3 separate regions of the Homo sapiens genome follow, and regions 1 and 3 are each linked to region 2. A link is a loop called in an ENCODE intact Hi-C map of the cell type or tissue named here. Cell type or tissue: Caco-2. All regions are shown on one strand. Links, peaks and the distances in the headings refer to the core of each region. The heading gives the core; the rest is flanking DNA. Region 1 has its middle 32 kb from the start of SETMAR. Region 2 has its middle 200 kb from the start of LRRN1. Region 3 has its middle 200 kb from the start of LRRN1.

The links. Hi-C counts contacts between places; a loop is a spot of excess contacts. Peaks named below come from ENCODE experiments on the same cell type or tissue, not always from the same donor. Only the 100,000 strongest peaks of a DNase experiment are listed, where the experiment ranks them.
Region 1: it touches region 2 in a loop (4-fold over the local background); 2 of 110 quality-filtered maps call a loop at or near these places.
Region 3: it touches region 2 in a loop (17-fold over the local background); 3 of 110 quality-filtered maps call a loop at or near these places.

Annotation. Positions count from the first base shown.
Region 1 is chr3:4,266,260-4,277,072 of GRCh38, reverse strand. It overlaps a transcript of SUMF1 not described here. Among named protein-coding and RNA genes, the nearest start is that of SETMAR, 32 kb to the left of the region's middle. In Caco-2, for the core only: CTCF peaks have their summits at 4,870 and 5,070 (motif pointing right); no DNase peak of the experiment used is centred there.
Region 2 is chr3:3,597,690-3,608,502 of GRCh38, reverse strand. No RefSeq gene overlaps it. Among named protein-coding and RNA genes, the nearest start is that of LRRN1, 200 kb to the left of the region's middle. In Caco-2, for the core only: no CTCF peak of the experiment used is centred there; a DNase peak (open chromatin) is centred at 4,092.
Region 3 is chr3:3,992,914-4,003,726 of GRCh38, reverse strand. No RefSeq gene overlaps it. Among named protein-coding and RNA genes, the nearest start is that of LRRN1, 200 kb to the right of the region's middle. In Caco-2, for the core only: a CTCF peak has its summit at 5,383 (motif pointing right); a DNase peak (open chromatin) is centred at 5,376.

The sequences.
Region 1 (10,813 bases), core at 1,482-9,481, 670 kb before region 2:
CAAGGTTTGGGAACCACTGGATTAGATTATCTCCAAAGTCTTCCAGATCTAAAATGATGTGTTTGATATTTTACCTCATCTTTCTTTCCTTTCCACCATCCCCATCTTCCCTCAGAACATCCTGAAGGCTGAAAGTGTGAACTTATTTAAGACAGTGGGAGATTATTGTGTCCAGATCTATATACTTATTTTGTCAAGGTTTTTAAACATTGCTGTATTTTACAAAATTATGGTTTAAATGACTAATAATAAAATGCACAGTATGGGAATTTACCTAGAAAATAAAAAGCCACTAAAGAAAGACATACATTACAGGCATAAAGCCTATGAAGCCATATTTGGAAAACAGGAAAACAAAAAGAAATACCGTAGCTTGTTGTTCCCAAGAACCATAGAAAATTTATGATATGGCACAATATGACTGATTCCTGGAATCAATTATATCTTGCAATAATAAATTGTGGGGTTGAGAAGGAACTGATAAATCATGTGCATTTTATAAAGGAAGGAATGAGGAGACCCCAAGAACTTAAGACCACCATCCAATGAGTGGTGGAGCTGGTGGTACAAATGATTTTCAAAGAAATAATTTCTTCTTTTAATGGAAACAAGGCTACTTCTACAACAGAGTATTGGAATATTCTGCTGATTTTTAATTACGCTCAAAACTTGTACTTTGTCATAGTAAAAGATAGTTATATTTTGAATATAACAAAGCATTTTGAGAAATCAGTTAAACATATTATGTCTTTTTAGGCTATTTCTTCATTTAAATCAACATGCATATTCATAATGTGCTGCCTTATAGCCTCAGTTTTAGGAAATGCAATAAATATTATTATCTGTCCATTCCCACAGCAGTTAATCATGCCTGTTGTCCCCTGTAAAATATCCCTTCAAATCTCTTATCAGAGAATGATGCTGGGCCATGGGGGTGGATTTCTGGACAATAAATTTCCCCAGGGAAGATGGAATCTGAGAAAAATTAATGTCTTGTGCTTGAACTCATGAACTTGGAACCACACAGATCAGGGCTTGAGTATTTTATTTCTTATGGATAGGTTAACCAGAACTACAGAGAAATGAAACTGATTTGGGAAATTAGCCTTCTAGGAGTTAAAAAAATATTTTTTAATGATCCAGGTTTTCTTAGGATTCTAGTATGTGAGCAGAAACAGGCCAATATGATTATTTTCTGCTACTGTTCTAAAGCTCGTGCTTCTGCTAGTTCTGACGCTTGTACCATAGTTGCTTGGCTAAGTGACATTTACTGACTTCAGCAATAGTGTCCTTATGTAGAGAACATTGTAGGTTACCTACTCAACTAACTTTTTGCTTTTGTCTTCTTCCCGAGAGAATTCTGATTTTGTCCAAACATCCATCTCTTCTCCCCAGAGCTAAGTACTTTGGGAGAAGTTGGCCTCATCCCCAGTTACAGCAGATAGGTCCTGAATAGACTAAGCTGGTGTTGACTATTCCAAAGGGATCACCAGTGATTGGTTTAGGAGTGACATGTGTCTTGTTCTGACAAATAAGATGTGAGGGAAGGTCTGCTGGGATGGAGGTGGGGAGTTCTGGGAAAGGTTTTCTTGGTCTTATGAAGAATGCACCAGAAGAGACCATCCCTCTTCTGCCTCTTGACATTGCCCTGTTGAATGTTATATCTGGAAGTAGTCCATTTTACTGCCATCCTAAGGATGAAGCCAACACAGAGGAGAGAACCCATATCACAGAGGGAAGTGGTGCCCCAATCATGCCAACTCTGCAATTTCTCTGCCTGTGAACATCTCATATTGTATATGAGACAATACATATTATTTCAACAAACTAAAACTGTGTTTAGAGCTGAAGTCGTTCTAACTACTTCATTTCTTGCTTCTATTATTCTACCACGATCAGGTCTTTTTCTAATTTCTCATAGCGCAACCAAGGGCAGACTATAAAGAAAAGAATGTACAGTCTGGAGGCTAATTTTCAACTGCTCAAAAACCCAGACCAACCCTAGGGTCTGTTCCTAGGTTTGGGAGACACGGAGATGCATCACAGAACACTTCTGATGGGTAATGCTTGCTCTGGAGATGCCCTCTGGTGTGATCAGGGCTTCATCAGGCCTGTTTGACATTTGGACTTTTTCCTTTGTCCAGTTCTGCTTCCTTGACCCTCCTTTCATTGGTGTTATTCCGTAATAAATATTTTGACCCTAAACACTGTCTTGACAGCTGCTTCTGCAGAATTCAACCTGTGATTCCAGACCAGCTTCCTATTACCTGGTCTAGTTTTTTCTGTCAGTCTAGATTTTTATGAATTTTCGTCTCCTAAGCAGGGTGACCAGAGAGAAGCTTTTTATTTCCAGAGATTCATTTTCAGCTGCAGGAAAAACTTCTTCCCAGGATGTTTTACAGTGGGATATTCAGTTTTTTCAGGGGAAAACCTATCCCTATTCATAGGGGCAGAGTCTGGCTGCCTAACTCCAAAAAGACAATTGCAAAGTAGTCTGATATTTTTGTATTATCTTGTTTATATAGTCTTACCTATGTTTATCTTATTACCATCCTGGCTGATTTCAGATGAATGGCTTAATCCTCTTAGCCTCTGCTTTCTTATTCATTAAATAAGAATAATGTCCCTCCACAGAATTGTAGTTAGACTAAGTGACATAATATATAACAAGTACAGTGCCGAATATAGTATGCTTTCAGTAGAGCTTAGATACCTAGGTCTTTTCCCTCCCCATCCTCACTTCTCCCTTTGCCCCCTACAAATTTAGTTTCTTGGTGAAATTGGGTAAAAGTGAACATCAAGGGCAATCTTGAAAAGGGAAGTTGGTCAAACATGGTATTATTATTAAGCCTAGGTATATGTGTAGAAGGGAGGAAGAATAGTTTTGTCAGACTGATGAAGATGGAGATTTTAGACATACATTGAAAGTGTATATCTTAGAGTGGTTTGTTTGTTTGTTTGTTTTTAGTATGACTGGGCAGTCTCCTACCAGCTGCTTTAGGGAGGTAACTATCATACTGTTTATGGGCCCTGTTTATATTGAGTTTTCCCCAAAGTGAATTTAGATGCTAAACATTGAGGTCCAGGGACCTGCTGATATGACGTATTCTGACAGATGCAGACTAGGCTATTATTTTAACCCCATATCCTATGTTTAGATTAAAAAAAAGAAACAACACTGATCAGAGTCGGCCACCAGGAACATCATGACCTGCCCTGCCTTCCCATGCCCTCCCTTGCCATGCCCTCCCCTCCCATGCCCTCCCCTCCCATGCCCTCCCCTCCCGTATCCTCCCCTCCCGTATCCTCCCCTCCCGTATCCTCCCTCCCGTATCCTCCCTCCCGTATCCTCCCTCCCGTATCCTCCCTCCCGTATCCTCCCTCCCTTCCTTCTTTCTGCTTTATTGAGTATAATTTACTTAATGTAAAATTTACTCATTTTAAGTATATAGTTAAAAGATTTTTAGTACATTCACAGAGTGGTGCCATCACAATTCAATGTTGGAACATTTCTATGATCTCCAAAGATTGCTCATGACATTTTCAGTCATCCTCTGTTTCCGCCTTCAGCCTCAGGCAGTCGTTGATCTACTTTCTGTTTCTATAGATATTTTTCTAGACATTTCATATAAATGGAATCATATAATATGTAGTCTGTTGCTTTAGGGTTTTAAAGCATATTTTGAAGTTCATTCATGTTGTAGCATGTATCAGTACTTTGTTCCTTTTTATTGCCAAATACTATTTCATTCTATAGGCATAACACATTTTGTTTGTCCATTCACAAATTGATAGAACTTGGAATGTTTCCATTTTTTGCCCATTATGAAAAATGCTATTATGAACATTCCTGTGTATGTGTTTGTGTGGACAAACATGTTTTTACTTCTCTTCCATCTAGGAGTGGAATTACTGGACCATATGGTAAATTCTATATATATATATATGTGTGTGTATATATATATGTATATATATATGTGTGTATATATATTTATATATATGTATATATTTTGGAGACAGAGCCTCACTCTGTCACCCAGGCTGGAGTTGCAGTGGCATGATCATAGCTCACAGTAGCCTCGAATTCCTCCTGCCTTGGCCTCCTGTGTAGCCAGGACTACAGGTGCGTAACACGATGCCTCGCTAATTTTTAAACTTTTCTGTAGAGATGCTGTCTGGCTATATTGCCCAGGTTGGTCTCAAACTCCTGGCCTCAAGTGATCCTCCTACTTTGGGCTCCCACAGTGCTGGGATTACAAGTATGAGCCACAGTACTTGGCCCATATGGTAAATTTAATTTTTAAAGAAACTGCCAAATTGCTTTCCACCGTGGCTGCATCATTTCGTATATTTATTACCTTTGATTTTTGTAATCATTGCAAGATTAGTTACACTTTTTGCCACTGTGTTTTTTAAGAAACAGTTATTAACGGCAGTATAGAATAATTATGTAGCAGACACTGTGATGCCACACCCAGGTTCTCCCTCAGGTCTGAAAGGTCTGCTCCTCCCGCTTCCAGGTCTGCTGCTACCTGATAGTTTCCTTGTGTCAGCCCCCGTCAGAAACTGTTCTTAGAGGAAGAGTCACCTTGCTCAGGGTCATAGCTCCTTGTCCAGGGCCATGGACAGCCTGTATCCAACGGCTGGTTGATGTGAGGATGTGAAGGCCTAGTCTTCTTGTCCCAACTCAGAACAATTCCGAAGGTCCAGCCAGTTTCAGAATTCTCTGTCGGGTCGATTAAAGCCCTTGTTGGAACCACATTACAGCCCAGCCTCTGCGTTTTCCTCCAGTCCGCCAGAGAAAGGGTTGATCCCGAGCTTTTCCTAATGTTTCCTGCACAGTATTGTTCATCTCTCAGGAAACCAACCTTGAAAACAACAAATCGCTATCTTTTAAATATTACAGATTACATTTACACTTGCCTTATTAAGTAGATTTCCCTACTGGCAAGAATCAAGAATATTTTCTTGAAACCTGAAGCCAAATTCCAGTCCGGGTCAGGAAATCAGCTTCTGTTATCTCAGTATCTACCAAGAGAGGGCAGTCATGTAGTGAGATAAAGAAGAATTTAATTATGACAGAGATTCCCAGCACTTTGTTCTTAAGAAAAAATATTTTTTCTTGGCTTATCTTACATCAACCAGAGGCTATGTAGGAATAGTCTTCATTTGCGTGCTCTAAGAGAAGCAGAATTCCGAGGAACTCCTTTTTAGGGACACTTCTGAGCACAAGCTATGATTTTAGTTTTTAATTAATGTTTAAATTGATGGCATAGACCAGGTTGGCTCATTCTTGTAATCCCAGCACTTTGGGAGACCAAGGTAGGAGGATAGCTTGAGGCTAGGAGTTTGAGAGTAGCCTGGGCAACAGAGTGAGACCCCTGTCTCTACAAAATAAAATTAATTAGCTGGGCATGCTGGCATGCTCCTGGAGTCCCAGCTACTTGGGAGACTGAGGCGGGAGAATCACTTGAGCCTGGGATTTCAAGACTGCAGTGAGATGCCATCACGCCACTGCATTCCAGCCTGGGCAATGTTGAGATCCTCTCTGTATCTATCTATCTATCTATCTATCTATCTATCTATCTATCTATCTATCTATCTATAGATAGTATAAAACATTTGAATAGAGTAGATTTTTAAACATTCAGTCAAGGATACCTCATGAAATCAGAGAATGTTAGACTCCAGAGTTTATCTGGCTTGACCTCCTTATTTGGTAGGTAAAAATATATGGTGCATAAGACATGGAGTGGTTGGCCCAAGAACACCAAGGAGAAACAAGTCTGAAATTTGGTCAAATGCCTTTTTATTATACCTTGCTCCTTTTCTTGTATTTTAGGACTTTGGTTATTTCTAGTTTTTCAGGAGTTAAAAACTTTTCCTCATAAAGAAAATCACTGTTGAGATCCTGATGAAATGTGATTGGTGGTGGGTATTAGCACAATCGATCAGACTGACTATAGCACTTTCAGTGACTTTGAGTTTGATGTATTCTAGGACTTAGTTTTTATCCTTTGCGTTTCAGTTATTTCTAATACTACCATTAACAAACGTTTGTGAGACATGTAAGTATTCAGACTTAAGTGTTTTCTCTTTGTTGCCTTCACAAATAGCATACTGCAGTCAGAGCTAATTGACCAGTTTCCGTTTTACATGATTTGGTTTCACTTTGTGGTCTCTAAAACTCTTCTCCTGGGTGAAATGCTATTTAAGAATACCAAGCCCTTTAGGGAAGTTCCTAACAAAGTGAAAACCAAATAACCATTCCCTTCATCTTTGTTAATATCAATATTAAATTACCTAACTTTTTTGCTTGGCAAAGCCAGGAAATATCCCATTCCAGACCTGATTAATTTTTAATACCAGTTATACTTAGGGAGCACCCCACATGCTGGTATCCTTTGTTGAAATCTGAGGCAAAGTTTAATGCTATTTTTTGACGACCTTCTTCTTCCCATAAATTGAAGTTCCCCTTACACTCAATTCCTTTTGTCTCTGTAAATATATACCCTTGTTATGGCAGAATCCTTAAGAATTAGGAGTTGTAATTATAAATTCATTGCTTATTAAATGATTTAAGCTTTCTATTTACCTGTATCCTTTGAATTTAAGTGGGTGGTGTGTGTGTGCGTGTATGTGTGTGAGAGAGAGAGAGAGAGAAAGAGAGAGAGAGCAAAGAGAGAAGAGAAGTGAAAATAAGGGAAGGGAAAGGAAGAGAGAAGAAGGAAGAGACTTTCCCTCTCTTGATCTCCCTGTTTGTTTTCTTGCAGATGGAGACCTGGGACCACTTTATCACCTATAGTCAGTATTACTTCAGTGCTTACTTCAGTGCTTAATTATTTCAATACTGAGGCTCCTTTATAAGGAGCCCAAGGTCATTGACTCAGCATCAGTGTATCATCAATTTAGTTTCCCTGATAGTCCGGCTCTGACCCCAGTTTCTTCGTTTGTTCCTCCTGAACCGTGGGTAAATGACCTACCTCTTCTGGGCCTTGGCTTTCTTATACATAAAATGTGATTAAAAATACCTTATTTGTAGTACTTCTGTGGGGACTAAATGAGATGGTAGCTGTAAAAAGCTTAGGACATAAGTCACTTAATACATGGTATCATTACTTCATCATCAGCTCTTCACCTTCAAAAAGTTCCCTCTTGTAGACTGTCCTTACACAGAGTGCAGGTAGCTAAGAGCAGCTTGTATTGTATACCCTACATTTTCTAGTCTGTCCAGAGAAGGATGAGAATTTAATAGGGCCAGATCCTCAGAGGGATGCATTTCTGGTAGAATTTTGTGCATTAGTAGTTGAATGGAAGTGCCATTGTGAGCTTCATGGCTTCCAATATTATTCCACTTAAGGAATTGGCCTGTCTTGCCTTTGGACTGTTGGGTTTTGGGAAATGTGAATTTTTGATTATCAGGATAACAACTCACCCATTCATTCTTTCTTTCCCCCGCTTCTGGTCTTTGTTAACTCTCCTCTGTCCTGTAGTGCTGCCTTATCTTCTGCAAATACCAAGTAATTTGGAATATGGCACTTTGGTTAAGATTGTTTGATATTTGCATGTATCTGCTAAACACGCTTTAATTATGATTCATGACTAGCTCTGGATTAAAATTGTATTTCTGAATTTAAGGTTTAAAAAATTGGAATGCTATTATAGGCCTTTGGTAAGTTTGTGTTGCTAATAGTGAATTATGAAGCGCAAACATTTCTGAGATACAATCCTGTAATTCTTTCATTCTTTGGGATGGGGGGAGTGGGGAGGGATAGCATTAACATGTTAAATGACGAGTTAATGGGTGCAGCACAGCAACATGGCACATGTATACATATGTAACTAACCTGCACATTGTGCACATGTACCCTAAAACTTAAAGTATAATAAAAAAATGATTCTGTGTGTATAAAGATCAAAAGACAGCCAAAACACATCTATGGCAGTGATTATTTTTGCTGTACAGCAGTATGAGGCAAGGATCATCACTGATCTGGGTGGTGTTTCCAGAGGTATGTTCACTTCCCTTTCTGTATGGTTAAAAAGTTACTTTAAAAATTAACACTTAAAAATATGTTTAAGACCATATTTTAGACCTATGAACAGTTTCCTTATACTACCGGAGCATGCTATGATTTGCAACTTAAGTGAAAGCATATATATATGTATATATACACACACGCACACACACACACATTCACTCTAAATGTCTTTTTTAAAGGTATTTTTTTTCTGTCCTGTGATGCTAAAATTAACTAGAAGAATGCATTAAGTAGCTAAGTGGAGAGTGGTTGAGTAGAAAATGCACATGATTTAAAGTTAATTAGATACGGGTTCAAGTTCAGTCTTTGCCATTTATTGGCTACTTAGCACTGGATAGATTTTTTTTTTAATCTGAGTTTCTGTGTATGTAAACAGGGGAAGTAATATTAAACCTGGTTGCTATTGTGATCATGGGAAGTAATAGAAGTATGTTTCTGAGTATGTAGTAGTGTTTCCTGTGCCAACAGAAGCTATCACACAACTGTGTAAACCTATCATTAAACATTGATCTGAAAAAAAAAAAAAAAAAAGAAAAACATTTTATTTTACTATGTAAAAGCAAATTGCGGGGTTTTATTATTATTTTTTCTTTTTTTATTATACTTTAAGTTTTAGGCTACATGTGCACAATGTGCAGGTTAGTTACATATGTATACATGTGACATGCTGGTGCGCTGCACCCACTAACTTGTCATCTAGCATTAGGTATATCTCCCAATGCTATCCCTCCCCGCCTCGTCATCTAGCATTAGGTATATCTCCCAATGCTATCCCTCCCCTCTCCCCCAACCCCACAACAGTCCCCAGAGTGTGATGTTCCCCCTCCTGTGTCCATGTGTTCCCATTGTTCAGTTCCCACCTGTGAGTGAGAATATGCGGTGTTTGGTTTTTTGTTCTTGACATAGTTTACTGAGAATGATGATTTCCAATTTCATCCATGTCCCTACAAAGAACATGAACTCATCATTTTTTATGGCTGCATAGTATTCCATGTTGTATATGTACCACATTTTCTTAATCCAGTCTATCATTGTTGGACATTTGGGTTGGTTCCAAGTCTTTGCTATTGTGAATAGTGCCACAATAAACATACGTGTGCATGTGTCTTTATAGCAGCATGATTTATAGTCCTTTGGGTATATACCCAGTAATGGGATGGCTGGGTCAAATGGTATTTCTAGTTCTAGATCCCTGAGGAATCGCCACACTGACTTCCACAATGGTTGAACTAGTTTACAGTCCCACCAACAGTGTAAAAGTGTTCCTATTTCTCCACATCCTCTCCAGCACCTGTTGTTTCCTGACTTTTTAATGATTGCCATTCTAACTGGTGTGAGATGATATCTCATTGTGGTTTTGATTTGCATTTCTCTGATGGCCAGTTATGGTGAGCATTTTTTCATGTGTTTTTTGGCTGCATAAATGTCTTCTTTTGAGAAGTGTCTGTTCATGTCCTTCGCCCACCACCGATCCCACAGAAATACAAACTACCATCAGAGAATACTACAAACACCTCTATGCAAATAAACTAGAAAATCTAGAAGAAATGGATAAATTCCTCGACACATACACTCTCCCAAGACTAAACCAGGAAGAAGTTGAATCTCTGAATAGACCAATAACAGGAGCTGAAATTGCGGTAATAATCAATACTTTACCAACCAAATAGAGTCCAGGACCAGATGGATTCACAGCCGAATTCTACCAGAGGTACAGGGAGGAACTGGTACCATTCCTTCTGAAACTACTCCAATCAATAGAAAAAGAGGGAAACCTCCCTAACTCATTTTATGAGGCCAGCATCATTCTGATACCAAAGCCGGGCAGAGACACAACCAAAAAAGAGAATTTTAGACCAATATCCTTGATGAACATTGATGCAGAAATCCTCAATAAAATACTGGCAAACTGAATCCAGCAGCACATCAAAAAGCTTATCCACCATGATCAAGTGGGCTTCATCCCTGGGATGCAAGGCTGGTTCAATATGCACAAATCAATAAATGTAATCCAGCATATAAACAGAACCAAAGACAAAAACCACATGATTATCTCAACAGATGCAGAAAAGGCCTTTGACAAAATTCAACAACCCTTCATGCTAAAAACTCTCAATAAATTAGGTATTGATGGGACGTATCTCAAAATAATAAGAGCTATCTATGACAAACCCACAGCCAATATCATACTGAATGGGCAAAAACTGGAAGCATTCCCTTTGAAAACTGGCACAAGACAGGGATGCCCTCTCTCACCACTCCTATTCAACATAGTGTTGGAAGTTCTGGCCAGGGCAATTAGGCAGGAGAAGGAAATAAAGGGTATTCAATTAGGAAAAGAGGAAGTCCAATTGTCCCTGTTTGCAGATGACATGATTGTATATCTAGAAAACCCCATTGTCTCAGCCCAAAATCTCCTTAAGCTGATAAGCAACTTCAGCAAAGTCTCAGGATACAAAGTCAATGTACAAAAATCACAAGCATTCTTATACACCAATAAGACAAACAGCCAAATCATGAGTGAACTCCCATTCACAATTGCTTCAAAGAGAATAAAATACCTAGGAATCCAACTTACAAGGGATGTGAAGGACCTCTTCAAGGAGAACTACAAACCACTGCTCAATGAGATAAAAGAGGATACAAACAAATGGAAGAACATTCCATGCTCATGGGTAGGAAGAATCAATATCGTGAAAATGGCCATACTGCCCAAGGTAATTTATAGATTCATTGCCATCCCCATCAAGCTACCAATGACTTTCTTCACA
Region 2 (10,813 bases), core at 1,025-9,024:
AGACCTGGGGAGGGGGATGGTTTCAGGATGCTTCAAGTGCATTACATTTATTGTGCACTTTATTTTTATTATTGTTATATTGTAATATTTAATGAAATGATTATACAACTCACCATAATGTAGAATCAGTGGGAGCCCTGAGCTTGTTTTCCTCCAGCTAGATGGACTCGTCTGGTGGTGATGGGAGACAGTGACAGATCATCAAGCATTAGATTCTCATAAGAAGCATGCAACCTAGACCCCTCGCACGTGCAGTTTACAATACACTTTGCACTCTTATGAATGTCTAATGCTGCTGCTGTTCTGACAGGAGGTGGAGCTCAGGTGGTAATGTGAGAGATTGGGAGTGGCCGTAAATACAGATGAAGCTTTGCTTGTTCAGTGCTCACCTCCTGCTATGTGGCCTGGTTTCTAACAGGCCACAGACCAGTACTGGTCCGTGGCCCAGGAACTGGGGACCCCTGTTGTAGAAAATATCAATATACATTTTTTGTTTTTGCTTCTTAAAGCTTACAGTTTTTTTAAAGTGCTACCTTTATTTTCTCTTTGAAGATTAATACATTCAAATTACACAGTTAATGTTATTGTAGAGTCCAATGTGAAATCTGTGCATTTAATATGGATATGGAAAGTATAGAATTCCAGTGGCTGATTTTATCCAGCTGGGAATATGTTCCCTTCAAGCTTGGGAGGGGTCACCCATCAAACAGAATTGAACAGAAAAACTAAGCATCCATCTTAAAAAGAAGACAAGGACTCACTAGCACTGCAACTCAGCTTCTGTGAGACTTCAGCTTTGGCCTTATCATCCCTCATTTCCCATTAAATAATTTCCTGTATTTCATAGCAATCCCAGGCTGTCTGCCTTTTGACCTTGGCTTCCTGAGGCTGCTGAAGTTGTGTGAAGATTCTGTTCATTTTGGGTCTCTAGTGAATTAGGACGTGATTCTATTCAGTTCATGCAACAAATGCCCATTGAGTGTTTCTGACTTTTTGGGCACTGTTGCAGGCACAGCAGGACTTATATTCATAACATTTAATAAGTGGTAAGGTCTGGGTACCAACCACCCTGGTACTAGAAGGTTGTCACAGAGGGTTTCCAGTGTGCTAGCCATTATTACCTTTAGTTGCTAGATCATAAGGATAACTGGAATATTCCAGAAGGTTAGGTAGCAGGGGCACTGAGGAGAAGTCCCAGGGTTACTGAAGCAATGATTTACCAATCGATACAAAATTCTTTCAATATCATATCATCCCATATGGCCCTATCAGGCCAACTAGTTGAAAACTTTTGGATAACTTGCTGCTGCCTGCCTAGCATTACCTTAACTCAACAATTCTTCTCTCCAGAGGCCCCTTAAAATTCTTTCTCTGATCAACAGGGTCCTACACAGTACACTCTTTGCTCTCTGCTTTCCAGCCACACTGGGTTTCTCTTATGTCCTGAATTTGCCAATTTTCCTCCCTCTAAAGGGCAGTAGTGCCTCTTGTACTTACATTCTGAATGCTCTTGGTTGACTCCTATTCTTTCTTCAGATCTCAGCTCAATAGTGGCTTCCTCAGGGAAGCCTTCCCAGACCTATCACTGAGGCAGGTTTCTTGGCTACATACTTCCCTAGAACCTTTTTCCTTCAACCGTCTTTCTACATTTTCAGTTTTGCATTCATGAGTGTGAATATTACAGAATTGAAAGGTCTGTGTCTGTTTTGCTCACCCCTGCGTCCTCTTCCACCTGGCACAGAGCATGGCCTGATGCTGGGAAATGAAAAAAAGAAAGAAAAAAAAATAAACAAGGATGGAAGGTGAAATGGGGAGTGTGGAAGGATGCTCTTCCTTCCCTTGCTGTAATCAGTCTTCCTCCTGCATCTGAGCAGGAACGTGGGGAAAACTGGGTAGGGGACTTGTCGGGTGGCATTTTGCAGTGTCATTTTATCTTCTGAGCGTAATTGCAAGAAAAGTGAATCCAACTTTAGCTGAAACATTCCAAAACAGTTTCTCTAGCCAAATGATGACTGATTTCTCAAATTGGCAACATTATCACAAACATGAAAAGGGGCTGCCCAGAACATAAGCACCTGTGCCTGCCTGTGCTCTGAAGAATTTGGTGAACAGATAAAGCGCCAAGATTGAGCAGAGTGTTTGGGGTGTGGGAGTGCATGTGAAGGTGATGTGAAGGTAATCAACAAGACATTGAGACTTGAGGACTACAATTTGTGGCTGATGAGTACGGGCTTGGCCTTCCACAATAATGAGGTTTCCTGGTAATTGTTTAATTTTATACTTGGTTTGGATACACAAACACACACACACACACACACACGCATGAATTTATGCTTTGGTGTCTCAAAATGGGCAATGAGAGGCCATAGGACTGTGTTCATGCTTATTTCTTTTTCCGTCTGTTAGCTTAGGATATTAATGTTTCTGTGGGAATTGTTACCGTGGTTGTTCCATGAGCATTTGCAAATTTGTACAGATATTCCTCCTTGATATTTCTTTAGTCTCTAACATTAGCGTCAGCACAAACAGTTGGAATAGTCAATATTACCCATCTGAGTGGAACAGTTGGGATGATATATGAACGTCTCTGGAGATTTTATTTAATGCATTACATTTTCAGTCCTAGAGGATATTTCAGAAAGGCATGGAGTGTATGGAGAGACATCTAAATGTAAAGAAGACCAAGTGTGAGTCACCTTGATTGAAATATGAATTCTGTTTGGGAGAAGGAGTATCTTATAGAGAAGGCACCTATAGATATAACCTTCTAGCTGACTTTGACCACTTTGAGAAAGACTGTGCTGAAATCTATGCTTGGAAATTTCTTCATCAGGACTTGAAAGCAATTGCTTAAGAAAGCCATGTTATCCCTCATGCTTCAGTTGGTTCTCAGAAAAAAAAAATTGAGAATGAAAATATACATAATGAATAGATTAACTGCTTAGCAATTGGGTTACATTGCCACGCTAACGCAGTGGGGCCCAACTAATCTCTTAGGAGGCAAGTTTCTTAAATACAGTGTTAGACCAACTGGAAAATTAACTAGGGTGTTGTCTGGAAAGATCTCATTTTCATCCTAAAACTTGCCAAGTAGAAATGAAAGAGGTGGCCAACAACTCATTTTTCAAAGCGTGTCAGCTGTTGCTGTACTTTTTCATGTAAATTATCTTTCCCAGGGAATGAAGAATTGAAAGGGTTTCTTAGGCATTAAAAACAAAACAGAACAAAACAAAAAATGCTGAGACATTAAACAAGACAGTGGTTAGCTCAAATGACAACTTCTCTAAATAACCTACCTTAATCCTTCTGGCCAAAATAATTCTCTCATTTAGTTTTCTTAACAGTTAGTTTTCTCTCTCTCCAATCTAATTCAAACTGATTTAGTTAAAAACAAAAGTCGGGGGTAGAGGTATTGCCACATACAACTGAAAATCTTAGGAGTGATGGTTCAGGCACAGTTGGAGTCAGGGGATCAAAAGATATCAGCATTATTTATTCAGTTTTATGTGCTCAATCTCTCACTGTTTTCCTCTGAACTGATACATTCTCAAGGTTTCCTCTCGTTGTAACACGATAGCTATCAGAAGCTATAGGCTTATGTTTTAGCCTCTCAACAACTTCCTTAGAAAGAGACTTTTCTTTCCTAATAACTCCAACAAAACTCCTAGAATTTAATTCCATCAGCTTGACTTGGGTCACATGCCTATTGCTGAACTAATGACCATGGCCAAAATGAATAGAATGCTGTGATTGTGGAGAGCTGAACCATACTCCACTCTTGGGATCTGGGAGATAGAGTCAACAATCCTTGGACCAAAAGCAGAGGAGGTATTGTTCCCTAAGGGAGAGTTAAGGTGCTCTTTTCAGAAGTAGAAATGGACACTAAACAGATGAGAGAGAGAGCAAGAGTATGTGTATGTGTGTGTGTGTATGTATATGTGTGTGTGTGTGTGTGTGAGAGAGAGAGAGAGAGAGAGAGAGAGAGAGAGAGGCGCTGTGATAGACTGCATTCCTGAGCCCTTCCTGTATCCATTAACTTTTCCATGAGACTGCAGCTCCTCCTATCAGAAGGTGGAGGATATTGCCCCACTCCTTGATTCTGAATTATTCGGTCATATGACTTGCTCTGGCCAATGAGATTTAGCAGACAGAATGCAAGCTGAGACTTGGAAAAGCACTTACGTGATTGGGCTCCCTCTTGCACCTGTGCTACCACTATGAGTAGTATGTACCTGGACTATGTCACTGGTCCCAGAGGAGAAAGAGAGACATGTGGAGGTAAGGTGTTCTCAGTCAAGCTCCACTCAGAGTAGAGGTCCCAGTTGGCTAAGACACATGAATGGATCCAGTCAAGATCAGTTGACTCATTTGTCACCCATGAAACATAGTAATTGATAGCCATTATTTAAAGTCACAGTGCTTTAGGGGAGTTTGTTAGGTAGTTATAGCTAACTGATAGATTTCTTGCCTCTGTAATATCTCCTATAGGGTTGATAATCAACAAGTATATACTAATTCTGATGTACCAGTGACTGTAAAATTGAATCAATTAGTAAATAGTCTCTTTCCTAAACACCCTGAGTGACCCAGAACCCTGGCCCCACTCCCAGCCCCATTGAATCTCCCTATGATCCAACAACTGAAAGAGTAATGCCTGGAATGCCAGGGGTCCTCCAACACCCTAATGCAGTTCTATAGAGAAATCCATTCTGATTGGTCAGTGCCCATGCCTTACATTTGTTAAAAATTCTGAATATAATTTCTGGTCATTCATGGACCTGACTCGTCACTCCATTAGGTTCTTAGCTTCCTGAGGTTAGTCTCAACATCTGGATCATCCTGAACACTTTTGGGCCATGCACCATGAATATTTGTTGAATGAATCCTGGATAGAAATATGTACTGAAGGAAATAATATGGTCTAGTGCGGTCATCAAAAAAGTTGAAGTCATTTGCGGCATGAGTTTAAGTGTCCAGGGAGTTAATTGGCAATGACTCATTGAATGTCAGAGGGGAGAGAATCCCTTCAGGGCATTTACGTATGTTCTCTTTTAGAATAAAAATGTTAGGGCTTATTTGAATTTTATTTATCAATACACCAAAAACTCAGTCATGCTTTTATTTTTTATTTATTTATTTTTTATTTTATTTTATTTTTGAGACAGGTTCTCACTCTGTCGCCCAGGCTGGAGTGCAGTGGTGTAGTCATAGCTCACTGCAGCCTCAACCTCTCAGGCTCAAGGGACCCTCCCACCTCAGCCGCCTGAGTAGTGGGACTACCGGCATATGCCATCACACCTGGCTAATTTTTTTTTTTTTTTTTTTTGGTAAAAAGGGGACTTTGCAATTTTTCCCAGGCTGGTCTCGAACTCCTGGTCTCAAGCAACCTGCCTACCTTGGCCTCCCGAAGTTCTGGGACTACAGACGTGAGCCACCACGCCTGGCCTCAGTCATGTCTTAAACAGAATTACCATCTTTCCCCTCTCTTTTGGCCTCCATCAAATTAATTGCCATAACTCTTCATTCCATGTTACCAAATATCTCCCAATTATTCATGCTCAAACACTTGAAATCTGTCTTCATGCACTGTGCTAGGAGTTCTGTCCTCACTGACCCGGGAGCACAGCTTCTGCCCAGAAGCAGCGACAAGTCTACTTTGGAGACCATTTTGACTTTGATTTCTTTCCTGCCCTGTTGTCTAATCTGCTACCAGACAGCCGACCTGCCACTCCTTCCTCCACAGGGTCTCAAATCTGTTCCTTCCTTTACATTCTTAATGCCCCCCCATTTGAGAGAGGCTGTGGTCACAGTGTAAACTGACTTGCATTGGATCCTTTGTGTTAAGGCAGGCTCCCCTAAACTTCTGCAGGAGCCACTTGGTTTCCTCTTCAGACTTCCACAGCTTGTAGATTCCCAGTCAGGAGGGTAGAAGGAGGTAGAGATTAATTCTGAAAACAAAATCCCCAAATGGGAGTACTGTATGGGTTGATTACTCCAACTTCTCCCAAGCATGGATGTCCAGGAGGGCTCTGGGCTTGCTCCAAGTTGTTTGAGATAACGAGATTTCTCTTCCCCAGCACCACACTTCTAGTGTTCCCACCAACCTCCTCTGCTACCATCTCAGAACTGGCCTCTCCTTTCTTGTTCTTACAAATGAAGCTTCTTGGCAAGAGTCACAGAGTACTTGTTGAAATTACGCACCTGCCACCCATTCTTTGGGCATGTGGCTTAGCTTATCTGAGATGTGGTTTATTTATCTTTAAAATGGGGGTAGGAGGGTGTAATAGTGAAGTTTAAATGACATAATTTATGTAATACACCTGGTATAGTGTTCGCATATAACAGGTTCTCTACTAAACTATTATCGTTATCCTTATCCCTACCATCTCTCCTTTTTATTAAGGCTTTCTATTTTGGCTAGAGAAAGTTGATTCAGTTTCTCTTTACTCTGGCCGAATATAGACTTAAATTTTTTTTTAACAGTAACAGTCTCCACACTTCTGTTAAAATATGCAATCCAAACCTGGCATTTTCTTAAATGTAATTTTCAATGTTACTCTGCCCGAGTGGTGGGAATGTTAGTTTGGGGCAGAGAACCTCAGCATCACTCTACAAATCACACTGCAGGCACTTCTTGCTGGTTGTGCATGCCTTGCCTCTAGTCGTACAAACCAGCTCTTGGACAATACTGTTATTCTTGGCCCAAACAGAAAACATTGGCACAAAAGAGTTGGAAGGAACCTGGAAGGTCATCTAGATTCTAGTCCATCACCCTACTGATGTTTGATTTTCTCTTAGATCCCCCAGTGCAAAAATTTGTCTTGCTCTTCTTGAGCACGGTGTTTTGAAGCATAAAGTCCATCCTTTGTCAGCTTTGACAGCTGTGAGCCATTCTTCTGTACTGAGAGTCCAAATCGACCCTCCTTTAACTTCCCTTCTTCTGCAAAGAACTCTTTCAATATAGATTGCAGAACTAGTGCGAGAACAGCTTTTCAACTACAATGTGGTGCTCCCATTCAAACCTTAGTTCTGAGATCAAATACACGGGAAAAGAACGGGCTTAACTATCATCAGTTATTCTAACGTGAACAATGATTTAGATGTTGGAAAATTATCAAATGAAAATTACAGCCAGGAAAAAAAAATCTCTAAATTGCTATCCACACTGAAATTCATGACTTTGGGATAGATATTGAGCTCAAATAGTCCCCAGTAGGAATATTTTCTGCTGCTTCCATTTTCCAAAGTTTCTTTTCTTCTTTTGCAGCAACATGACACAGCTCATCCTTGGCTTCCTCCAGGGAATGTGGCAAGCAGTGTTCATGTGGATGTGTCTGTCCTTGACACCAGGCTTCCAGAAAGTGTGAATGCAGCCATTGTTCTGAACAACACAGAATTCCTTGGAGTGTCTGGGAGGGGCAGGTAGAGAATTGTTGTAGAATTTGTTCATGTGGGAGTTGGGAGGCTGGAGAACTTTGAGCAGGGAGAGTTAAAACTGAGGTTAAAGTGAAGAGCCCTTTCTGAATATCGCATGGGAGCCCTGCTGATCTCAGTGGTGGCCAGATCATCTCAAACTAAGCCACGCCTCACCTTTGACTCTCTGTGTCCACAAGGCTGGTGTCTTGAGCCAAAAAGCCTAGTTGGTCTGAAATTTGGTAAACATGAGGCCATCCTTATCCATCTTTAGCAGTTCATGCTGGGTCCATCTGTGCCTTTTAACAGCACGCAGTTTACAGTGGAAAAGATGGATGTGTCTTAGTCCTAGAGGAACTTAGCTCTTTCTTTTTATGGGGTTTGTGTTTGATTTTCCTGTTGTTTTGTTTGTGCTTTTGATTTGTTTCCACCAGGTCAGCCTTAGGCCAAATTAGAAAGCTCGGGAGTAATGATACCTTACTTATACGTTGTACTTCATAAATGTTACAGTGTTTCTGCCCTTATGACTTGATTTTACTGGGCATTCACAAACCAAGGAGGCCAAGGCGGGTGCTACCTCGCTGCAGATTGTAGAAGAGCTGGCTGTTGCCCAGAGAGGCTAAGCAGTCGACCAAATAACACAAAGTAGATTAAGTGGAAGAGTGAGCACTAGAACCCAGGGATTCTGTCTTCTCATCCTGGGCTCTTTCCCCTTGGCTCCATCCTCAAACACTGCCCCCTTTTTGTTTCTAGTCCCAAGCATTCCCAACACACCCCAACCCCCGTTGTGCAGAGCCCCTGTCACTGAGGTCAGTCCGAACTACCAAGGCAAGCAGGTTCTGGATCTTTCCCTGAGCTTTTTCTCTATCACAAGTTCATACCAATTTAGAATTTCTTTAAGGCCTATTCTCTGCTATTAAATGATTTCAAAATATATAGGTAGATATATAAACAAATGTTTCTAGAAATAGGTCATGGGCTAATGAGTAAAATAGGCTACAGATGCAAATGCCTTAGGGACCAGGCAGGAAGTGCTAATGAGTGAGATAGGCTCGGTGACAACACTAGGAAGCGGTGAGAACTATGGCAAAATAGGGAGCTGTGCCTGGTCAAATGGAGTAGCCACTACTCAGCTTTGGCTCCTTGTGTCATGGGAGGAGGCAGAACTGAAGTTTTCAGATATTTCCATATGTTCTTTCCTCCAGGAAAACTGAAAGGCTGGACTTTAGTGTGTTCTTTTCCTATGCTGTTGACCCTTGAAAAACATGGGTTTCAACTGCATGCGTCCATTTATATGTGGATTTTTTTTCAATAAATACATTGGGAAAGTTTTTGGAGATTTGCAACAATTTGAAAAACCTCGCCCAGATGAACTGCATAGTCTAGAAATATGGAAAAAGTTAGGGAAATGTTAGGTATGTCATGAATGGATAAAATATATGTATGTACTAGTATGTTTTATCATTTAATACCATAAAATATGCACAAATCTATTATAAAACTTAAAATTTATCAAAACGTATTCGCACAAACACAGATCATGTGTAGTGCCATTTTCAGTTGAAAGAAATATAAACATATTAAAGATGCAAAGATGCAGTATTAAATTACAAGGCATAAAGTTAACTGTAGTACACACTCTACTACTGTCATAATTTTGTAGCCACTCCTGTTGCTATAGTGGTGAGCCATGTGATGCAGATCATCTCAATGTGAGCAGTCTCTCTCTCCAGTACATTTCATATCGCAGTAAAAAATGATCTCCCTTGGTTATCCCATATCTTTCATCGTGTTTAGTGCAAACCATAAGCCTTGAATAACACAATGGGATTCACACAAAAGGCCACTAGTGATACTGGAAACAGATGCAAGAGGCAGAGAAAAGTCATGACATTATGAGAAAATGTTTAATTGCTTGAAATGTACAATAGATTGAGGTTTGCAGCTGTGGCTGTCCACCATTTCAGACAGACAATTCATCTTGTAAACAGATGATATAAACTCCTGGGATTAACAAATACAGTACAGTAGTGTAAATGTATTTTCTCTTCCTTATGATTTCTTAATCACATTTTCTTTTCTATAGCTAACTTTATTGTAAGAATACAGTATGTAATACATAAAACATACAAAATAAGTGTTAACTGACTGTTTATGTTATTGGAAAGGCCTCTGGTCAACACTGGCTATTTGTAGTTAAGTTTTGAGAGAGTCAAAAGTAATAAGCGAATTTCAACTGCACAGGGCTCAAAGCCCCTAACCCCCACATTATTCAAGGGTCAACTGTATTTTAAAACATTGGGTAGACTTAACAAAAGCCCTGTGTGTGATTTGGCATGTCGCTGGCTGGTTTGTGTCCTCTGACCTGGGGAGACAGGAGAGGAAGGCCCTTTGCGCTTGGCATCCCTCAGGTACGAGTAGAGTAACAGCTAGCCTGGACACCATAGTTTGAGAGGTATGTAGACCAACTGGAACAACTTGGAGACAAGGGACCATGGTGTCGAGGAGACTCAGACACTTATGAGGAAAGGTGATGGAACTGGAGACATTTACTCTGAATGAGAGAATACTTGATGAGCTGTTATAGGGAAGATGCTAGAAAATTATTCTGCGCAGTCCGTAGGGTCCTTTCTCTTGTTATATCACCCACTACATTTTGGAAGCCAGGCTTGTCCCTTCCTTCTGTCCATCCTCCCCACCCCCCAACCCCCATTTTAAAAAAATTGTACTTTATGCACTCAGGACACATGGATTTAATTTTTTAAAGGTTAATTTCCTAGGGCGGTGTACGTAAAGATTATTTATAAAGGGCCAGATAGTAAATGTTTTAGGTCTCTGTTGCTCAATCGTTTTTTGTTGTTGTTATCTTAGTTTTTGTTTTTACAACTCTTTACTAATGTGAAAACCACTGTTAGCTTCTGGGCCTTATAAAAACAGATCCCAAGCCAGCTTTTATAAGTTGCTGACCCCTGCCCTAGACTGAGACCGGCTAAGTAGTTTAACAAATCAATTGGAGCATTTAAAAAATTCTCCTAAAACAGCAATACTATGTCCCACATAGTATCAATGTTCTACAAATATCAATAGGTGTTATAAATAAGAAAATTTTGGGGTCAAATACTTTTGCGAAACATCAGCTTATGCAAAGTTAAAAATTGTTTTCCCCTCAGAACTTTTAATATGCTAATCTGAATTAGGAATTTCTAAGAAAGACCGTTTCCAAAACTGACCATGGGGCTTTCTTCTGAGGAGCATGTGTATATATACACACACATATATATATACACACACACACATACACACACACACACACACACACACACACACACACACACACACATATATATATTTGTGGTTTTTTTTTGATTCGGAGTCTCGCTGTCTCCCAGGCTGGAGGGCG
Region 3 (10,813 bases), core at 1,526-9,525, 390 kb before region 2:
CACATTGCCCCCAGTACCTTGCAAAATTTGTTGAATCTGCTTTCCAAAATTTTGCTCCATGGGGAATGGAAATGATTTCCGGGAGTTAAGATGTATGAATGGATTAGCACGACCTCCTTGTTTGGACTGGAGAACCCTGAGTTGGTCATGACAACTACACTGGGAAAGCTGCAGTAATATGGTTGTTCCCATAAGAGCTCTCTAGTTTGCTATTAGCTTGGAGCCTGGTGCTAAATCTAGTGGGATTTGGGCAAGTCCCTTAATTTTTCTGAAGTTCAATTTTCTCATGTGTACAATTGAAATAATAATCTAAAGGATTACTGGGGGATTGAATGAAATAATATCCACCAAGCTGTAAGCACGGTGGACAGCTCTGAGTGACTGATAAATACTGTCTAGTATCGAAGGTGTTGTCCCAATTTCCTTCTCTTCCCCCATAATCATCAAACCAACTTTGGAAGCTATGGAAAAGCATGGGGAGCCTTTCCTCTACTGAAGTGGTAAATTCTACTCTTAGTGATAATTATAATATGAGCCTGGTGCTGGGAACAAAGTTGAATCACTTAACACCAACTCCTCCTGTTGGACCTTGCCTACCTACCTGTGCCTGATTTAATTTAGCTGTTTGAAAGCAAAGAACTTGTTTTATTTTTCTGTATGGTAAAGAGGATAATAACTTACCTAAGGTCACACATATAAATAGCAGAGGAGGCTTTGAGTAAAGATGTGGCTCATTCTGAAGTTCATGGGAACGGAAGAAAGCATGCTCTCCTAAGAGGCAAGAAACAAAATGTAGGCACTCTACTACTTACCTTGTCACCTTGGGAAAATACATTTATCCTCTTTCAGGGAAAGGACTACCTTTCTGATTCCCAGGCCAATGCCCTTTCTGTTGACCTTCTTGGGTTTCATTTTTCACATGTACAAAGATGTTGGCATAGCCTGACCCTGTCCTGCATTTTCACACCTACATGGTGATATACATGCCCCAGGCCCTTATTAGTGACCTGATTCTGTAAAGTGAGCTTTCTATTGAGAGATCCATGTGATTATTCCTAGGCACCGATCGCCACCAGTACTTGATAGAGTCACTCAATATTGCAAAGCAGTAAATAGAACAACTTTGTGTGTGTAGTTCAGCAGAGGAGATAACCTTACATTTCAGATTCTTTGCTTTTGTTCTCCCAGTCCTTCTCTAAACACCCTTCCCCCAGCCTTGCTTTTTCTCTTTCATCAGGTGCCTTCTGCTTTTAGTCCCATCTGTTCCTCCTTTTCCTCATTTTCTCTCCAATTGGGACCTGGAAGATATGAAAACATACATCTGAAATACAAGATTTGTTGCCTGGGAGAGATCAGAGGATTGTTTTTTTCTTTTCTTTTTTTTTCTTTAACAGCATGATCAAATCTTAGTTCTTTGCTGAAAACTTTTCCAGACAGGGTAGTTTCTTTGCTAATTAAAAGGTTGGATAATGAGCATTTAGTGTTCTGGTGATTAAGACCTCCTCAGCCTCACAGGTCAGTGCCACCTGAATTAATTGGCACCTTCTCAGTTGGGGTTCAGTTCTCACATTTTATCCTACCAAGAATGGCATTCAGAGCTCTCTGTAATCCACCCTCATGCAGTTTTCCCAGCCCTTCCTCCCTTTACTACACCACTCTCTGTTGATGTAGTGATTTAACCTCTGTCACCCTCTTGCTATGTGATTTGCTTCCTTGCCACTATATTCCCTATTTCCCTCTGACTGAAATGGTTTAGTTATGATTGTAGACTTAGGAGACAGTATGTATTGGAATCATTGGAACTAGCCCTGTCACACTAGTTGTTTAACACCTCAGCCTTTTTTTTTTTTTTTTTTTTTTTTTTTTTGTGACAAAGTTTTGCTCTTGTTGCGCAGGCTGGAGTACAATGGTGTGATCTCAGCTCATCGTAATCCTTGCCTCACGGGTTCAAGCAATTCTCCTGCCTCATCCTCCCAAGTAGCTGGGATTACAGGCATGCGCCACCATGCCAGGCTAATTTTGTATTTTTAGTAGAGACGGGGTTTCTCCATGTTGGTCAGGCTGGTCTCGAATTCCCAACCTCAGGAGATCCGCTCATCTCGGCCTCCCAAAATGCTGGGATTACAGGCATGAGCCACCACGCCTGGCCTAATCTCATCGATCTAACCTATAAAAAAGAGAATAATAACTTACTCACCTCATTGGATAGTTATGAAGATAAGATAGAGTATAAAGGGTTTGGCAGAGCGTCTGTCCTATGGTAAATGCTCGCTAACTGGTTAGCTACTATAATTTTCTATTTGTATCTATTCAAATCTCACTGCTTCTGCAAGTCTCCTAACAAAAAGTTTTGCCAAAATTTATTTTGCCATTGAAAGTAATGGCAAAAGCCACAATTTTGCACAAACCAAGAAGCCTTCTCTGCTTATCTTCCAGTCCAAGATTATCTCCTCTTCCTAGTATTCTTATTTTGTGACTTTTATAGAATCACTTGGTTGGTCTGGGTTTATGTTTAAAGTTCCTGACTACAGGTGAAATACTCTTGGAGAAAGAGACCTAAACTTCTAGCGTAACGCTGAGACACATCTTCATAGAATAGAATTGTTATTTTATGTCCCCAATTAAAGGGATTTTATTTTTGTGGATGTTTTCTTGGGTTGAGTGTTCTACTGATTTATTGAATGGTCTACTGATTTCTCATTATGTGAAAACTCCAGAGTCCTAGGTGTGTTTCTTCCAAGAGCCTAATTAATTCAGGCTGCTAAGGCTGCCACATGGACTCTGGTTTAAAGACTAGGCTATTTGGTGAGCAATTCTAAGTCCTATTTTGGAACACTAAGGTCATATACCTTTGGAATGCCAAATTACAAGATGCTTTGAAGGAACTTTTAGGGTAAATCACAATCTCATCCGTGTGCATCTGCAGTTAAGGTTTATAAAGAGAAGTTTGGTTCCTGATTTTCAGTAGCAGTATCATTAGTTTTTTAAAAACTACAGGAAATTTTACATGTATTTTGCCTCACAAATACCAACAATTAGGTCAGAATTCAGAAAAGTGGATTCTGTTTGCATAGAATTACATTAATTCTGCATTCTCTCATAGCAAAGTTGAAAGAGAGGATTAATCACTTATTCATGCAAAACCAATTCACATGAATCATTTATTTATCTTGTTCTGGTAATTTTGCAGAGCTCATTTTTACATGCCTCAGGTTGCAGATAAAGTGAAAACTCAGAGGGTGATTTACCCTCCACAATAAAGACCTGATGGCCGTGTAAACAGCATGCTTCCTATAGGAAATCAATAGGTAACCATGGAAATGACTCCACAATGGGAAATTCTATTTCTTTATGAACAAATCATCAAAAAGATCAATTGTAAGATGAAAAGGCTTTGCCTGTGCCCTATCTTTCGCAAAGGCTTTTGGTCTATGTAAAGAAGAAAATATGTGCCTTGGTGACAGTAAAGAATTATCTTAAAGCTGTATTGAGAATGAACATCACTTGTTACTTTATAAAGTTTGGGCTGAAATGTCTTGTCCTCCATTCCTGGAGGCCTAGCTAAGAAACTTATATCTAATGGCAAGAAGAATGTTCCAGAATACAGGATGCTTGAATTCTTGATCCAGCTTAATTTCTTTCTTTTTTTTAGGAAAAAAACAAGACAAAACAAAAAAACAAGGGTAATAATATCCAACGCCAAAGAGCCTTTGATAATTAAATAAGATAATAGTTGGTAAAGAATATAGTACAGTGCCCAGCACAGAGCAAGTGGAAAATGCTATTAACAGCCACTTGTACAGTGATGATAATTGCCCAAACAATATTAATCCCACTAGTAAAGGGTTTTCACATTACAGGTATTTTTTTTAAAACTTTCATCTTAGGTTCGGGGTACATGTGAAGGTTTGTTACATAGGTAAAGTCATGTTATGGGGGTTTATTATACAGATTATTTCATCACCCAGGAATTAAACCCAGTACCCAATAATTATCTTTTCTGCTCCTCTCCCTCCTCCCACCTTTCCCACTCAACTAGACCCCAGTGTCTGATGTTTCCTTCTTTGTGTTCATAAGTTCTTATCATTTAGCTCCCACTTATAAGTGAGAATATGCAGTATTTGGTTTTTTGTTCCTGCATTCATTTGCTGAGGATAATAGCCTCCAGCTCCATCCATGTTCCTGCAAAAGACAAGATTTCATTTTTTATGGCTGTATAGTATTCCATGGTGTATATGTACCACAATTTCTTTATCCAATCTGTCACTGATGGGCATTTAGATTGATTTCATGTCTTTGCTATTGTGAACAGTGCCACAGTGAACATTTGTGTGCATGTGTCTATATGGTAGAGTGCTTTATATCCCTCTGGGTATATACCCAGTAATAGGATTGACCCAGGCTAATTTCCAGCAGCAATGAGATCTTTTTTTTTTTTTTTTTTTCTTTTTGGGATGGAGTCTCGCTCTGTCGCCCAGGCCGGACTGCGGACTGCAGTGGCGCAATCTCGGCTCACTGCAAGCTCCGCTTCCCGGGTTCACGCCATTCTCCTGCCTCAGCCTCCCCAGTAGCTGGGACTACAGGCGCCCGCCACCGCGCCCGGCTAATTTTTTGTATTTTTAGTAGAGACGGGGTTTCACCTTGTTAGCCAGGATGGTCTCGATCTCCTGACCTCATGATCCACCCGCCTCGGCCTCCCAAAGTGCTGGGATTACAGGCGTGAGCCACCGCGCCTGGCCAGCAATGAGATCTTTAACAAGCAATTTCGTCTCAGTGGGCCTTGATTTCCTTATCTGTAAAGTGATCAGACGAGCCTAGGGATGGCAGTCTAATTTAGCCCATGGACAGATGGATGTTGCACGTATAGCATTATCTCACTTTCTCTTACTTGGAAGACATTACTAATCAATTGTAATCTTCTTTGTCACTGAGCTTGAACAGAGTCTCAAAATCCTTATTTACACATTTCTCCAGGCAGCTGCTGCCTATGGATCAGAGTTGTCATATGTAAAACATCCATTTACCTCTATGTGACCTTTAAGTTTTATTTAGCCCTGACATTACAAGAATCTGAAAACAAGCTTTAAGTACTGAATATTCATGTCTATTCAGCTAGTCTTAAGCAGACAATCCAACTAACAAGGATAGCACCAACAATAAACAATTATGATATTGTCTTTATTAAGCCAAATAAACTGTTTGATCTCATTAATGTCAAAATATTTATTTCAATGCTAAAGTTACTACTGAACCACTGACTGATAATAATGAAATGGTGTTTGTAGCACTCTGCTGCTGTTCACTTATCAGCTTAAGACACACAAGTAGCAAATCTGATTGCCGTTTTCATGCTTGCTCTTTTTTCAACAGTAGAGGGCAGCACAGCTATTTTTAAGTGTCGTCTTTGCGAGCCATTTGTGTGTGCCCACAGGCATTCTATACAATGGGTGCAAAGATGTGAGCTGTGGTGGGTTGCCATAGAAGAGTATGTTCACATGACAAAATAGCCTGCTTAATCAGATCTCTTGGATTGTGGTGTGGAATTTTCCTCTTTAGGCTTTCAGAAATTACCATTACCCTGTTAGTATTTACATGTTTCAGCATTTCATATTGATCCTTTTAATTTTGTTCTTTCTGTTGTTCTTTTCTTCCTGTTGTTACTTGTCTCACTTTAGAGGCAGTGTTATGTAGGTGAAAATATCACAGCTTTTGGCTTCTGAAGGTGTAGACTCTAATCCCAGCTCTCTTGCTAGCTCTGTGACTGAGCTGATCAGAATCTCAGAGCCTCAAGATTCTTTTTTAAAACAGATACAGAAATACACAATTGAGAGTTTTTAGCATGAAGTGGTGTTGAATTTTATCGAAGGCCTTTTCTATATCTATTGAGATGTGGTTTTTGTCATTGATTCTGTTTATGTGACGGATTGCATCCCAGGGATGAAGCCGACTTGACTGTGGTGGAGAAGCTTTTTGATGTGCTGCTGGATTCGGTTTGCCAGCATTTTATTGAGTATTTTCACATCAACGTTCATCAGGGATATTGGCCTAAAATTCTCTTTTTTTGTTTTGTCTCTGCTAGGTTTTGGTATCAGGATGATGCTGACCTCATAAAATGAGTTAAGGAGGAGTCCCTCTTACTCTATTCTTCGGAATAGTTTCAGAAGGAACGGTACCAGCTCCTCTTTGTACCTCTAGTAGAATCTGGCTGTGAATCTGTCTGGTCAGGCTTTTTTTGGTTGGTAGGCTATTAATTATTGCCTCAATTTCAGAACTTGTTATTGTTCTATTCAGGGATTTGACTTCTTCCTGGTTTAGTATTGGGAGGGTGTATGTGTCCAGGAATTTATCCATTTCTTCTAGATTTTCTAGTTTATTTGTGTAGAGGTGTTAATAGTATTCTCTGATGGTAGTTTGCATTTCTGTGGGATCAGTGGTGATATCCCCTTTATCATTTTTTATTGTGTCTATTCAATTCTTCTCTCTTTTCTTCTTTATTAGTCTGGCTAGCCATCTATCTATTTTGTTAATCTTTTCAAAAAGCCAGCTGCTGGATTCATTGATTTTTTGAAGGTTTTTTTTTTTTGTGTGTATCTCTATCTCCTTCAGTTCTACTCTGATGTTAGTTATTTCTTGTCTTCTGCTAGCTTTTGAATTTGTTTGCCCTTGCTTTTGTAGTTCTTTTAATTGTGATGTTAGGGTGTCGATTTTAGATCTTCCCTGCTTTCTCCTGTGGGCATTTAGTGCTATAAATTTCCCTCTAAACACTGCTTTAGCTGTGTCCCAGAGATTCTGGTATGTTGTGTCTTTGTTCTCATTGGTTTCAAATAACTTATTTATTTCTACTTTAATTTTGTTATTTATCCAGTAGTCATTCAGGAGCAGGTTGTTCAGTTTCCATGTAGTTGTGTGGTTTTGAGTGAGTTTCTTAATCCTGAGTTCTAATTTGATTGTTGCATTGTGGTCTGAGAGACTGTTTGTTATGAATTCCGTTCTTTTGCATTTGCTGAGGAATGTTTTACTTCCAATTATGAGGTCAATTTTAGAATAAGTGCAAAATGGTGCTGAGAAGAATGTATATTCTGTTGATTTGGGGTGGAGAGTTCTGTAGATGTCTATAAGGTCTGCTTGGTCCTGAACAGAGTTCAAATCCTGAATATCCTTGTACATTTTCTGTCTCATTGATCTGTCTAATGTTGACAGTGTGATGTTAAAGGTATTGATGGAACGTATCTCAAAGTAATAAAAGCTATTTATGAAAAACCCAAAGCCAATATCACACTGAATGGGCAAAAGCTGGAAGCATTCCCTTTGAAAACCGGCATGAGACAAGGATGCCCTCTCTCACCACTCCTATTCAACATAGTATTGGAAGTTCTGGCCAGGGCAATCAGGCAAGAGAAGGAAAGGGTATTCATATAGGAAGAGAAGAAGTCAAATTGCCTCTGTTTGCAGATGACATGATTGTATATTTAGAAAACCCCATCATCTCGGCCTCAAATCTCCTTAAGCTGATAAGCAACTTCAGCAAAGTCTCAAGATGCAAAATCAATGTGCAAAATCACAAGCATTCCTATATACAAATAATAGACAAAAAGGAAGCCAAATCATGAGTGAACTCCCATTTACAATTGCTACAAAAAGAATAAAATACCTAGGAATACAACTTACAAGGGATGTGAAGGACCTCTTCAAGGAGAACTACAAACCACTGCTCAAGGAAATAAGAGAGGATACAAACAAATGGAAAAACATTCCATGCTCATGGATAGGAAGAATCAATATTGTGAAAATGGCCATACTGCCCAAAGTAATTTATAGATTCAGTGCTATCCCTATCAAGCTACCATTGACTTTACTCACAGAATTATAAAAAAACTACTTTAAATTTCACATGGAACCAAAACAGAGCTCCTATAGCCAAACAATCCTAAGCAAAAGGAACAAAGCTGAAGGCATCACGCTTTCTGGCTTCAAACTATACTACAAGACTACAGTAACCAAAACAGCATGGTACTGATACCAAAACAGATTTATAGGCTGATGGAACAGAACAGAGGCCTCAGAAATAACACCGCACATCTACAACCATCTGATCTTTGATAAACCTGACAAAACAAGCAATGAGGAAAGGAATCCCTATTTAATAAATGGTGTTGGGAAAACTGGTTAGCCATATGCAGAAAACTGAAACTGGACCCCTTCCTTACACCTTATACAAAAATTAGCTCAAGATGGATTAAAGACTTAAATGTAACACATAAAACCATAAAAACTCTAGAAGAAAACCTAGGCAATACCATTCAGGACATAGGCATTCGCAAAGACTTCATGACTAAAACACCAAAAGCAATGGCAACAAAAGCCATAATTGATAAATGGGATCTAATTAAACTAAAGAGCTTCTGCACAGCAAAAGAAAATATCATCAGAGTGAACAGGCAACCTACAGAATGGTGGAAGCAATCTATCCATCTGACAAAGGGCTAATATCCAGAATCTACAAGGAACTTAAAGAAATTTACAAGAAAAAAACAACCCCATCAAAAAGTGGGTGAAGGATATGAACAGACACTTCTCAAAAGAAGACATTTATGTGGCCAACAAATACATGAAAAAAAGCTCATCATCACTGGTCATTAGAGAAATGCAAATCAAAACCATAATGAGATACCATCTCATGCCAGTTGCAATGGTGATCATTAAAAAGTCAGGAAACAACAGATACTGGAGAGGATGTAGAGAAATAGGAGCACTTTTACACTGTTGGTGGGAGTGTCAATTAGTTCAACCATTGTGGAGGACAATGTGGCAATTCCTCAAGGATCTAGAACCAGAAATACCATTTGACCCAGCAATCCCATTACTGGGAATATACCCAAAGGCTTATAAATCATTCTACTGTAAAGACACATGCACATGTATGTTTACTGCAGCACTGTTCACAATAGCAAAGACTTGGAACCAACCCAAATGCCCATCAATGATAGACTGGATAAAGAAAATGTGGCATTATATATACCATGGAATACTATGCAGCCATGAAAAAGGATGAGTTCATGTCCTTTGCAGGGACATGGATGAAGCTGGAAACCATCATTCGCAGCAAACTAACACAGGAACAGAAAACCAAACACCACAAGTTCTCACTCATAAGTGGGAGCTGAACTATGAGAACACATGGATACAGGGAAGGGAACATTACACACTGGGGCCTGTCGGGGGTTGGGGGCTAGGGGAGGGATAGCATTAGCAGAAGTACCTAATGAAAATGATGGGTTGATGGGTGCAGCAAACCACCATGGCACGTGTGTACCTATGTAACAAACCTGCACGTTCTGCACATGTATCCCAGAACTTAAAGTATAATTTAAAAAAAAGAAATGCACAGTCTTCTCTGTCATCTCATCGTGTTGTTGTGAATATCAAATGAAATCAATATATGTGAAAGCATTATTGAAATATAGGTTTTAAAAGTAATAGCCAATCTCTTTATGCTATTATTGCTAAGAGTCATGCTTTTAATTCAAATGAATTACACAAATAATTTTTAGGTTTTATTTTTGAATTGTAGGATGGCATCTGCCAATGGATAGATTTGACTGCAAGGCATCCTGAGACATCCTTGGCCTGGAGGATGCCTTGTTGGGAGCTGAAGTGCAGGAACTGATGCAGCTGTAAGGGCGAAGCCATGAAAGGGTATGGCTGGTATCTACAGGGTTTATTGAGAATATTCACTTTATTCTCAATAAATACTAATACTGAGCTTAAACCTATCAGACCTAATATCCCCTCTTCCCAACAGACATTTTGTAGTGCCCTTCTTACTCTCACAGATAATATAACTTGTAGGTAATACAATATCTCTACATACTTAATTTCATATAGAAAATAAATTAATATAATGCCCTAATTTTTATATAAAGGTTTAAAAGTGTAAAATAATTAAAAGTAACATAATATGTAGTTAATACCTAAGGGCTTGAGCTTGGTTACACTAAAAGACATAATAAAGTAGTCAGATGCTTGTAGCTACATGAAGAATGGAAACTGCAAATGCAGACCGTTACAGGAGCTTTGTACTTGTCACTCAAGTAGCAAGAATGTCATTATAGTGTTGGTGAAGTGATTTTCAGGGTGGTGAACAATTTTTGGTAAAGTTTCCTCCCCATGATTTACAGGCTAGAGACTGTCCTGGAAAATTAGTTGCATATTAAAACTTGCTGCAAAAAGTACTTTGAGATTATGTGTGAAACAGTTAGCTTCTAGGCTCAGATACTAACAGAGAGGTTTTCCATCTGTGTGAGTGTTCGAGAACACAGTACAACTAATCCTTGGGTGGATTACACAGTGCATTCATTGTGGGATGTCTATTTTCTCTGGCCCCCACACTCTAAATGCCAGTAAACATGGGGTGATGCTGTAGAAGGAGGCAGATGTTACTGTTATGACAACCAAATATATCATCAAGAGTTTCTGAAACATTCTACTGGGGCAGAACCATCCCATCTGAGAATCAATGATCTAAGGCAGGAGTCCATATAGCAGCTTGGGCATGTCAATAGTAAAGAAATGTCACCCAGCCACTGACTGGATGTATAGGGAATGGAAACCAGCCCTGAAGTGTGCAGGTGGCAATGGCTGGCCAGAGTATCAGAGCTCAACCAAACAGGCTAGGGTTCCCGTGAGAGCTCTAGTGGAGAACAGGAACCCCAGACAGAAGTCAGTTGAATGGATTAGACTCAGGGCTGGCAGCAGGTGGAATTAAAGGGAACACTGCAGTGTAACAGATATGCAGTTGCCCTGGGCTTATAAC